Linked DNA regions of Homo sapiens: region 1 is linked to region 2. The links are chromatin contacts, found by Hi-C or POLR2A ChIA-PET in ENCODE. All regions are on one chromosome and are shown on one strand. The core of a region is the stretch at or near the end of the contact, and the rest is flanking DNA. Distances in the headings are between cores, read along the strand shown.

Evidence for each region. A loop is a pair of places that touch in the nucleus more often than their neighbours do. ChIA-PET counts read pairs that join two places held with the same protein, here RNA polymerase II (POLR2A). Pooled maps may share reads with other maps.
Region 1: a loop to region 2 is called in a map of Caco-2, with 8 times the contacts of the local background. The contact joins the promoter of ZNF280D here to the enhancer-like site in region 2. A Hi-C loop is called at or near these places in 4 of 168 maps with a recorded cell type or tissue (Caco-2, K562, endothelial cell of umbilical vein and 1 more), 2 of 37 single-sample maps with no recorded cell type and 13 of 50 pooled maps. POLR2A ChIA-PET finds 5 or more read pairs at or near these places in 12 of 52 experiments (A549, BJ, K562 and 7 more).

Annotation. Positions count from the first base shown.
Region 1 is chr15:56,730,538-56,735,986 of GRCh38, forward strand. ZNF280D (zinc finger protein 280D) reads right to left here and starts at 2,972. Exons shown (of 22, transcript NM_017661.4): 1 at 2,921-2,972. RefSeq lists a silencer at 2,722-2,991.
Region 2 is chr15:56,771,612-56,776,645 of GRCh38, forward strand. No RefSeq gene overlaps it. Among named protein-coding and RNA genes, the nearest start is that of ZNF280D, 41 kb to the left of the region's middle. Within about 2 kb of position 1,425, at least 2 of the 41 ENCODE cell types and tissues checked have a DNase peak (open chromatin) inside an H3K27ac peak, as active enhancers do.

The DNA.
Region 1 (5,449 bases), core at 1,722-4,221, 40 kb before region 2:
GAAGCACTTGCAATCCTCCAACATCAAACTACTTCAGAACTTTTCTATTTACCATAGCTTACTATGGCTAAAATGGTCCTAAGCAAACTTTCAAAGAAGGCAAAGCTTTCTGACATCTACTTTCTGCCTCCTCTCTCCTAGTCTCCCTAGGCTCTGATGCCAACACATAGAAGCATTCCAAGTTCCCTAAAGTAGATGGGTTAGTATTTCCTCCAGAATTGTCTCCACTTCTTCTTCTTCCTAACTTCCAAAGCCATACCTAAACGACTGCTCCCAACTGTGTTTATCAGATTACTGCAGGTAAATTCCTACCAACTACTAATGCCAAAATATCACACCACAAATGACTTGCTAATTGCAGAAGGAAATGCTTACAATGGAAAGATAGCTTGTCACCACCTTATCTAAGAGATCAAATTTAGGATTATTAATAAGACAAGCCTACTTTATGTGCCTTTGGATGTTGTATGCAATGAAGCATACTGCATGGCTTATGAAGTATTCCTGTCAAAAAAATATTAAACCTAAATATATTCAAGCCTTTAGACCCAAATCCAAGTTTAGAGAAAACAGAGAGGATAGGGGGAACAAATTTAAACACTATCAGGAGGAACTATCACTAAAACATGGAATATGGGTTATTCTGAAAGACTACAGACCAGGTCTCTTCAAAAGGTCAATTTCGCCCAGTGCTGTGGCTCACATCTGTAATCCCAGCACTTTGGGAGGCCGAGGCAGGTGGATCACTTGAACCCAGGAGTTTGACACCAGCCTAGGTAACACGGCAAAACCCCATCTCTACAAAAAATACAAAAATTAGCTGAGTGTGGTGGCGTGCTCCTGGGTTCCCAGCTACTCAGGAGGCCGAGGTGGGAGGATGGCTTGAGCCCAGGAAGGAGGTCAAGGATGCAGCGAGCCAAGACTGCTCCACAGCGCTCCATCCTGGGACACAGAGCAAGTACCTATCTCAAAAAAAAAAAAAAAAAAAAAAGACTGAAAAGGAATTTTGAAGAAATGGGGGGAAATGTGAATATATACTACACCACGTTAGATTTTAAGGAATATTCTTCACTTTCTTAAGTGTGATTGCGGTATTGTTACACAGAAAAATGGCCTTGATCTCTTACAAAATACATACTGACACACATACAGCATTTAGGGCTGAACTGTCATATCCGTAATGCACTTTGAAACGTTCAGAAAACAGAATGTGAGATAAGTGGAAAAATGCAAATATGGCAAAAAGGTAGCGTTAAAACTAAGTGTTCAAATGGGCTATTTAACTTTCCAATATTTTCGAAAAAAATAGCAAGTTGCAAAGTTAAGAAATTAACTCGAGAATAAAAATATAAAAGCCAGGCTAGATGGTGCACACCTGTAATCCCAGCTACGGAGGCTGAGGTGAGAGGTCAGCTTGAGCCCAGGAGTCTGAGACCAGCCTGGGCAACATAACAACCGCATTTCAAAAGTAAAGTATAAAAATATCAACGAAAGGGCAACTGAGTAATGTTTCTTAAAATCTTTAAGTGAGCCTCCTTGCCTATTCTCATCTACCTCATTCCCACAAAAATGGTATATACTAGAGTTGAGCACCGGAGAAGGAGTCAGAAGACCTAAGGTTCTATTAATATAATTGGCCTTGGCTCTTCCTAGTCAGTGACCTCATTAAAGTCCTCTCCCTGAGGCTCTGTTTCCTCGCCTGCAAAATGATTCCAGCAACCCAGACCACTTCAAAAGGGGCTAAGAGATACAAATCAGGGGTTATCAATGAAAGGCACAAAAGCAAGACACAATTACAACAGTATTTGTAGTGATGTTAAAACATCAGAGGCACACAGCCCTAACAATGGTATAAGCAAACCAGTGCCTTCCCTGGTTAAGTTTCTGCGTGGAGACAGCTGGAGTTGGCACAGCAGTCCCCCAAAGCAGGACACCTTACAGATGCTAAGAGGCAGCTTTTGTGCTTTAAAACTGTCCTTCTAGCGTTCCATTTTATGTTTCATGGCACTAAAAAAGACAAATTCTGTCCAAACCTGAAAATAAAGCCAAATATTTAAGATGACAGATTTTTTTTTTTTTAACAAATCTTCGCAAACAAAGGCCTTTGGCCAAAGGTCTCCCGTGCTTGCAGAAGCGGGTTCACCTTGACGTTTTTCCTCTCCAGCAGATTTCTCCTTAAAAGCGTTAAAACTTGCGATAAGTTGGGAGGAATTCCTTCCATCGCTGGAGCAGGCTAAAACCTCAGAGTGAGATCATTCTTTCCGTCTCAGTAAGTGAACCTTGCAAAGCTCAGAAAATTTTGTCTCCAACTCCACGTTTCTCCTCAGGGCCCTTCTTCTGTAGACAATAACGGGAATTCTATGGCAGAGGAGGGGAGGTCTCTTTGACAAAAATGAGGGTGCAAACGTGGAACGACCGGTCATCTGGGCAAAATGAGGGGCCCTGTGCCTGCAAATCCCGAATCCCCTTTGGTCTCCTTTCCTACGACTGAAGAGACACGGGGGTGGGCTGTGGTGTGAGGACCATGGGTCTTGGCCAAACATCGGCACAAAATGTACCAAAGGGAGTTGCCTCCAGAGAGAAAAGCCAAAACCAGGCTGGGGACAAACAGGCGCACACGCCTGGGAGAGGAGGTGGCGGAGGAGCAGAAGGCGAAGGCCTGCGCGGCCCAGGCCTGCAGCAGCCGAGGCGGCTGCCGCGTCGCGCCGGGATACCTCCTCCCCCGCCTGGGCCGACGCAAGATGGCGGTCCGGCCGCCGCCGCGCAGCCGGTCTCCTCCCCCGCGCTCTGGGCGCTCCCGACGACCCGCGCCGGCCTCAAGACCCCCAGTCCAGCGCCCCCGGAGTGAGGCGGCGCAGGCCGCGCGGGAGGGCCTCTGCCTGCTGCAGCGCAGGGCGGGCGGGGGCGGGGGGGCGCTTACCGTGAGCGGAGCGGATCGGCCTGACTGGAGCCCTGAGGAGGAGGAGAAAGAGGAGGAGGAAAAGGAGGAGCACGAAAAACTACACTGCGGCGACGGCGGCGGCTCCCATTGCGGAGCTGGCAGCCGAGCCGTGGAAAGGGGGGGGCTCTCGTGCAGCCGGCGCGCTGCCTCATGGGTAGGCTCCGGGTCAGCCTCCCCGTGTCCGAGCTCCCTGTCTTCTCGCCGACGCGGGAGGCGGGCACCGGCATGTGCGCCGCGTCGCGGGCCCTCGAAGACCCACGCGCCCCGCCACGCGCCGGTCCGGGGCGAGGGCCAGGGCCCTGCCTCCATGTGGGTGCGAGCTGCTGGCTGGTGTGGCCGGGAGGCAGCCCCAAAATCCGGACTGCTCGGAATTTGCAGGCGAGGAGCCGTGCGTTCCGGGCCCTCCGCGTGTGTAACGACCCCCAGTCCGTTGGCTTGGAAAGTGAAAAGGTCATGGGATACAGCCGCCGTTCGAAAGAAGCAAGGGGCCTGTGGGTCGAAGACTAAACCAGGAGAGAAAAAGGAATCGTCCGTTTCTTTAAATAACGAGCTGATTTTACCAAGTCTGTTTTAAATGTGTGGTTTTGCTTGCGTTCCCTGTCGAGGTCAAATACGAAGAGACGAATCTGTACATTTAGCGTTTTATTTGGGACACAGGAATTGCAAGTTCAGGTTATTTACACATACAGGGTGGTCTTCAGTATGTCAGAAGAACAAAGAGGAGTTAGGGGGTTTTATTTTTTAAAAAAAGTTATCTATTGTTTTTCTAGAAAGTTCGTTGACATTTAGTAAAGTTTTGGGTAGCTGGTTAGTTCTGACTGGTGAGGGAAGGGGCTTGGTAAAGCTTGCCCTACAGCTGCAGCAGGTTCTTTGAGAAGCTAAAACCTGAAGATAAAACCTGTTTCAGGTTACAGCAGGCGGTTTCAGCAGCCAGGCTTGCTGAGAATTCCATTCTTAGAGCAATGTTATGTGCCCTGAGGGCTTCCCCCAGCACTGGCTTCTCCATTCTTTTAGTTGGCTATGACAAGAGTGACCCAATTAGAATGATTAACTTGCACACTCTAATTCCTAACTCTGCCATCTGCATATTAACCTGTAATAGCATTTTTTAAAGTTTGACAACGAGAAGTATAAGAAATTTACAAGAAGAACACTTGCCAAGATACTGCTTGCGTAAATACTTGCTAAAGGTTGTATTCTGATCTGTAAGGAAAGTTTCCTAAACTGATTGTCTTCTCAAGAGCAATGGCATTACTGGTGCAGCTTGTGAGTGACCAAGACTTGAAATCTTGCCTGTTAGGATCCATAACAGACACCCTGTTCAATCACTGAATCTTGCTAATTCATCTTCCTATTCGAATTCAGTTTCTTCTCTCTCATCTGGCTTTCCCCAGTTTTTCTCAAGTGTTTATCATTACTGTAGTCTCCATATTGATTACTGCCCCCAAATTAATCTTCCCCAAAGACCACCTGGATCACTCCTACAGATCTGGTGTACTTGGAGGTAACCATGACCTATCCTTCTCCCACATGGGCCTGGGATCATCTACCCAGCTTTCCCTTTTCTGCTGGCCCTGAAAAATAAACCTTACAGGAAAAGACAGAAAATAGTCAAAACAGCAAACATGGAAAGTTTAAAAATTCCAAAATCTTGGAACATTCTTAAGACATCGTTTTTCAAATGTCCCTAAAGGTTAGCAAAGCATGCTACAGTGTCAGGTGAAATTACAACAAATTTAAAGATCTCGGTTGGCTTTATTGCAATTCTAGATTCAGGCACCACTTCATTCAGTAAAACAGAATAGGTGTTCCCATGAATGGAGCAGATGTGGTTGGCTTTATAGACAGAAAATGGGCTGAAGAAAGAAGAAACAACAAAAAACAAGTTGGTCTTTTCAAAGTTACTTTCCTTGTAAGGTGGGGCACTGAGACAGAATAATAGAAAGAAAACTGATTGGTTAATACCAGGTTACTCCAGATTAATATTGTAAGAACAACAGCAGCCAGGTGTGGTGGTGTGTACCTGTAGTCCCAGCTACTGAGGAGGCTGAGGCAAGAGGATTCCTTCAGTCCAGGAGTTCAAGGCTGCAATGAGCCATGATCCTGCCACTGCAGTCCAGCCTGAGCAACAGATCAAGACGTTGTCTCAAAAACAAACAAAAACGACTTAAAACAGGGAACTTCATTATCATGGGGATTGAAGGTTTAAACTGGCCTGTTTGGGAAATTAGGCTGTTATCTCTCTCCTGATTTCTCAGAAGGCCACATAACAACTCAGTTTCAGTTTTGTGAGCATGGGTAACTCCATGTTGGTTTTTAGTCTAGTCTGCTGGGGCTTAGTGCAGGAGTTTGGTCCAAAATAATGGCATCCTCATAAAAAGGAATGAAATAATGGCAGTTGCAGCAACCTGGATGTAATTGGAGGCCATTGTTCTAAGTGAAGTAACTCAGGAATGGAAAACCAAACATTGTATGTTCTCGTAAGTGGGAGCTATGTTATAAGGATGC
Region 2 (5,034 bases), core at 175-2,674:
GAGGGTGTCTTCATTCCTTGGCTCATGGCCCCCTTCCTCCATCTTCAAAGCCAGTAACATCACGTCTCTCTGACCCTTCTGTCACAACATCTCTGACCACAGCCGGGAAAGCCTCTCCACATTTAAGGATTTAGGTGATTTGACTGGACCCACCTTGATAATCCAGGATAATCCCTCTTCTCCAGGTCTGTAACCTAATCATCTACAAAGTCCCTACACCACTCATCCAAGCCCGCATCATCTCTCACCTGTATCTCACCTGGATTATGGCAATAGCCTTCTATCTGGTCTCACTCTTCTACTTTTGCCCACTGTAGTAATTATCCTCACAGCAAAATCAGAAGTTTTGTTCTGAACATTTCAAGTTTTGAGACCTATTAGACAATTAAGAGGATTTCAAGTAGTTGTCTTGTATACAGATGGATCTTCAATTCTGAAGCTCAAAGAAAGCTTTCAACTGGAGATGTAAATTTTGGAGACATTGCCATACAGATGGCACTTAAAACTATGGGGCTGGAAGACATAACCAAAGGAGTAAGTCTACATACAGAAGAAGCTGAGGACCTAGTCCTGGGGCATTTCAACATTTAGAGATTTCAACAAGGAGGTGTTAGCAAAGAATCCTAGTCTATCTGTGAAATGAAGGAAAACGAGAACTGTGCTACAGTCTGAGACTCTTCCTTCCCAGTTATCCTTCCTTCCCCTTCTCCTTTCCCAGGTATCAGGCCTGGATGATAGTCTAAAGGCACTCCCCAGGTACTCCTCCACCCTCCCTTTATCCTCCACAGATATTTCCCCAATAAATTTCTTACCCATCTAATTCCATCTTGGTATCTGCTTTTCAGAGTACCCAAACTAACACAGAGTAGGTTAAATAAAGAGCAGGAGGAAGGCCAGTCATGATCGCTCATGCCTGTAATCCCAGCACTTTGGGAGGCCAAAATAGGAAGATCCCTTAGGCTAGGAGTTCAAGACCAGCCTGGGCAACATAATGAGAACCCATCTCTACAAAAAAAAAAAATTTAATAGGCAGGTGTGGTGCTGTGCTCCTGTAGTCACAGCTACTCCAGAGGCTGAGATGGGAGGATCCCTTGAGCCAGGAGTTCGAGGCTGCAGTGATCCAAGATCACAACACTGCACTCCAGCTAGGTTGGCAGAGTGAGACCCTGTCTCTAGAAAAGAAAAATGTTTTGAATAATAATTTGAAAAATAAAGAGCAGGAGGAAATAAACATTATAAAGAGGAGCAGACAAATTACACCTGGTGGGGGAACAGAAGGTCTAGGTTTGTTGTTGTGAAGTCTTACAGATGTGAGCTATTACAGCATGGTTGTATGTTGACCAGAATTACCCAATAGAGAAAGACAAACTAATGGTGTGGGAGACAGAGAGGGCAGTTCCAGGAACAAAATGCTTGAGTAAACAAAAAGGGAAGGGATCCAGCACACACAGACAGAGATCAGGCAGCTGCCAGTATCTTCTGCTCTATACCTCCTCCATAGTTCATTTCGCACTTCAAAGCCAGAAAGAGGCTTTCCAGGGCAATTCCCTAACACACATTATTTCATTTGATCCTCACAACTATCCCAAGAATTGGCAAGCATTAGCATTCTACGCATAACAAATGAGAAAACTAATGTTCACAGCGCTTAAGTAAATTTCCAGTTTCTATGATTAGGAAAGAGTAGAGCTGAGAGTTAAAACAATTTCCTTTTATTCCAATGGCAGTATTGCTTTTATTACTACACCTTGTTGCTTCCAAGAAAAGGCAAGAGGTTGAGTAAACGGTATAAAGACTGAGTAGACTGGGAATGATTGCACTAGACTTGGGTGTCAGTGTGGGGGAGAATTGGAGCTCATATTTAGGAGTCCTGGGCTATTCAATAAACACTGCCACAGGCAAAAATAGAAAGTCAGGAATTCCATCTGACTGATGTATCATTCTGAAGATGTTAGCTGGCCAATACAAAGTCCAAGCGTATGGCGACAAGGCAGATGATGGGATACTTCAGACCAGAACAAGAAGGTTCAAAGCTGAAAGTAGAATTCCTGAGTCCCTAGAGCAGTGCTGTAGGCATTTGTATAGGGTGCCTGGCATTGGCTGTAGTTTAGAAAGGAATCATTAAGGGTACTGAGCTTACAGGGATACAGGTATACTAAAATTCCATAATAGCTTTAAGGTTCCTGTAATGGGAGACCATAAGAATGCACTCAAAAAAGAATAATGAGAGCACATTGGGGTGGAGGATGGGGTGGGAAGGTTGTGATAGACACAGGTGACTAATTTCTCTTGATATATAATGATGCTTGGGATGGGAAAAGATTCCCCTCTCTATCTAAGGAAACATATTTGATTGGTCTAATGAGGTAGAACGAGTGTCATTTCTATAAGTTCTTTAGTCGGGGAAGAGTGGACAAAAGGAGGCTTAATTATTAATAGGTCCTAAGGATCAGGAAGGAACAGATCATTTATTTTTTCCTGAATTCCTTGATCACAGTACTGAATAATACACCCTTCCTGACTTGTTTAAGCTTTCAACTGCTTAATTTTTGTGTTCTTATTCCAAATGTTTTCTTTTTACAAAAAGATACTTTCTGTTGTTTTCATTATGGGAATACACATAGCAATAGTTCTCACTTCACGTTACGCAGCCTTCCTGTACATAAAAGCTAGCCAACCAATTCTATGAGTTCATCTCTCCCTCTCTACCCTTCTCCCGTTTTCCTCTCCTCTTCTAATAGGAAAAGAATATTCCTGATAAGAAGCTCTAGAATGTGAGTGTTGGCCCCATATTTTTCTTCATAAACTATCTTCCTCATGAAAGGAGGATCAGTCACCAATGATATGTAGTGGAGAGAAAGAGAAGAACTCTGAATATCCACCACAGAAGAGCAAAACCACATTGACAGTTATAGATAGGAAACAACTGAGAGGAAGCTAAACTGTGCAACCTAGAAGTCTATCGCTTTGGCTGACTTTCTATTGGTGCTCCATGTTTCAAAACCCTGCGCAGTATGTATGAAGGGTGATCAAGTGGGGGGAACCAAAGTAAACAGAATACATATGCAAATAAGTAGCATTTAGTCAGATTGTTCACTGATCATTTAAATATTTTCTCTCTCAGACCTGGTCCCTGCTCCCTAAGTGTAATTGAAGCCCCTCCACCCTCTGAACAGGAAGGAATCTTCTACTCATACAGGCAATCTCTACCTTTTGACAATCTATATTTTGCTACTGCATTCATCGTAGGATTCTTCCACTTTAGATTTAGTGCAATTTACACCCATTGTCTCAATTCGTTCAGTACTAAATGAATTATTTTTCATTATTCAACCCCCTTGTGCTCTGAACTAAGCTTTTACCTAAATTATAAGCTACACAAGAGGAGAGTATTATTCATCTCCACAGTCTCCCACTGAAGAGGGTCGCTTCAAAATGTTGTATGGATGGATATGTGGCTGAGTGGATGGATGAGTGAACTACTCTTCCCTTATCTTCCTTCTCTACCTATTGATTCCTTACCTCAAATGTTCTCTCTTTCATGAAGCCATTCTTGATTTTATTTATTTGAACACTTAAGGGCTTTATCTCCTAAGACACTTTTTCTACCTTAAATTTTTGTTTTGCCATCTTGTGTTTTCTTATTTCTTTTTTTTTTTTTTTTTTTTTTTTTAGACAGAGTCATGCTCTGTTGCCCAGGCTGGAAAGCACTGACACAATCTTGGCTCACCGCAACCTCCACCTCTGAGGTTCAAGCAATTCTCCTGTCTCAGCCTCCTGAGTAGCTGGGATTACAGGCATGCACCACCACGTTCAGCTGATTTTTTTGTATTTTTAGTAGAGACGGGGTTTCACCACGTTGGCCAAGCTGGTCTCGAACTCCTGACCTCAGTTGATCTGCCTGTGTGAGCCTCCCAAAGTACTGGGATTACAGATGTGAGCCACCACGCCCAGCTTATCTTGTGATTTATACTTGTTTTAGTCTTCCACAGAGAGAGACTTTCTCATTTGTTTTTATATCTCCTGCTGCTCTTAGCACAGAGCTTATACACTGTAGATGATCAACAAATATTTTTGAAGTAATTTAATCTAGAGTAATTTGAGACTCAAAATATTTCTGCAAGGCAGGCAGCGCTGGTATTCTTGTCCTCATTGATGACTTGCCCACTGTCACCTACCTGGCCAAAAAGCTGGCCAGAACACAAAAGCAGGAAAGGAGAACCAGTTTTTGCCAGCACCATTTCCTGTTTCAGTATGGTTTAAACAGACCCAAACAGATTCAGTATGCTTTTAAACAGCCCTTAAAAAGAACATGCTGGGTCACAAAAATGAAAAACTTCTGCATTTAGAAAGAGGGTAAAGTCTGTAAAGATATTTCCCTGCTTTGATTTTTTCCTTAAGGAAGCCATATGTTAAGTTTTCCTTTTAACCAGTATGCATACATCACCATACACCATCTTACCCAGATGTCTTATGTGTTTAAAGTCTGTTCTTAAGTTTCTGTGTCACCATTGCCCACCTAGTCAAGGTCTCAACTGCCTTATGATTACACAATTACTACAGTCCCTTAATTGCTTCTACCACCTTATGGGTCCCTCTACCTTCCAGTCAATTCTCTACAATGCTGACAGATTTTTATAAAAGATCATTGTTTACATACCCACCAACCCCCATCTCATCTTTTTTTTAATGACCATCTTCTGATTTCAGAATAAAATCAAACTCTTCTCGGACTCAGAATATGATTCCAAAAAGTATGGCACCTTGGCATGTTAAGTACTTTGAACTGAAGGAAATTGGAAAGGTCTCAGTGTTACAGGAAAGGGGTCCCGATCCAGACCCCAAGAGATGGTTCTTGGATCTCACACAAGAAAGAATTCAGAGCAAGTCTGCAGTGCAAAGCAAAAGCAAGTTTATTAAGTAAGTAAAGTGGTGAAAGAACAGCTACTCCATAGACAGTGTAGGGCATTCGCGAAACTAAGAGGAGGAATGCATTCACCCTAGGTACAATGCTTGTACGCATAGGATAAAAAA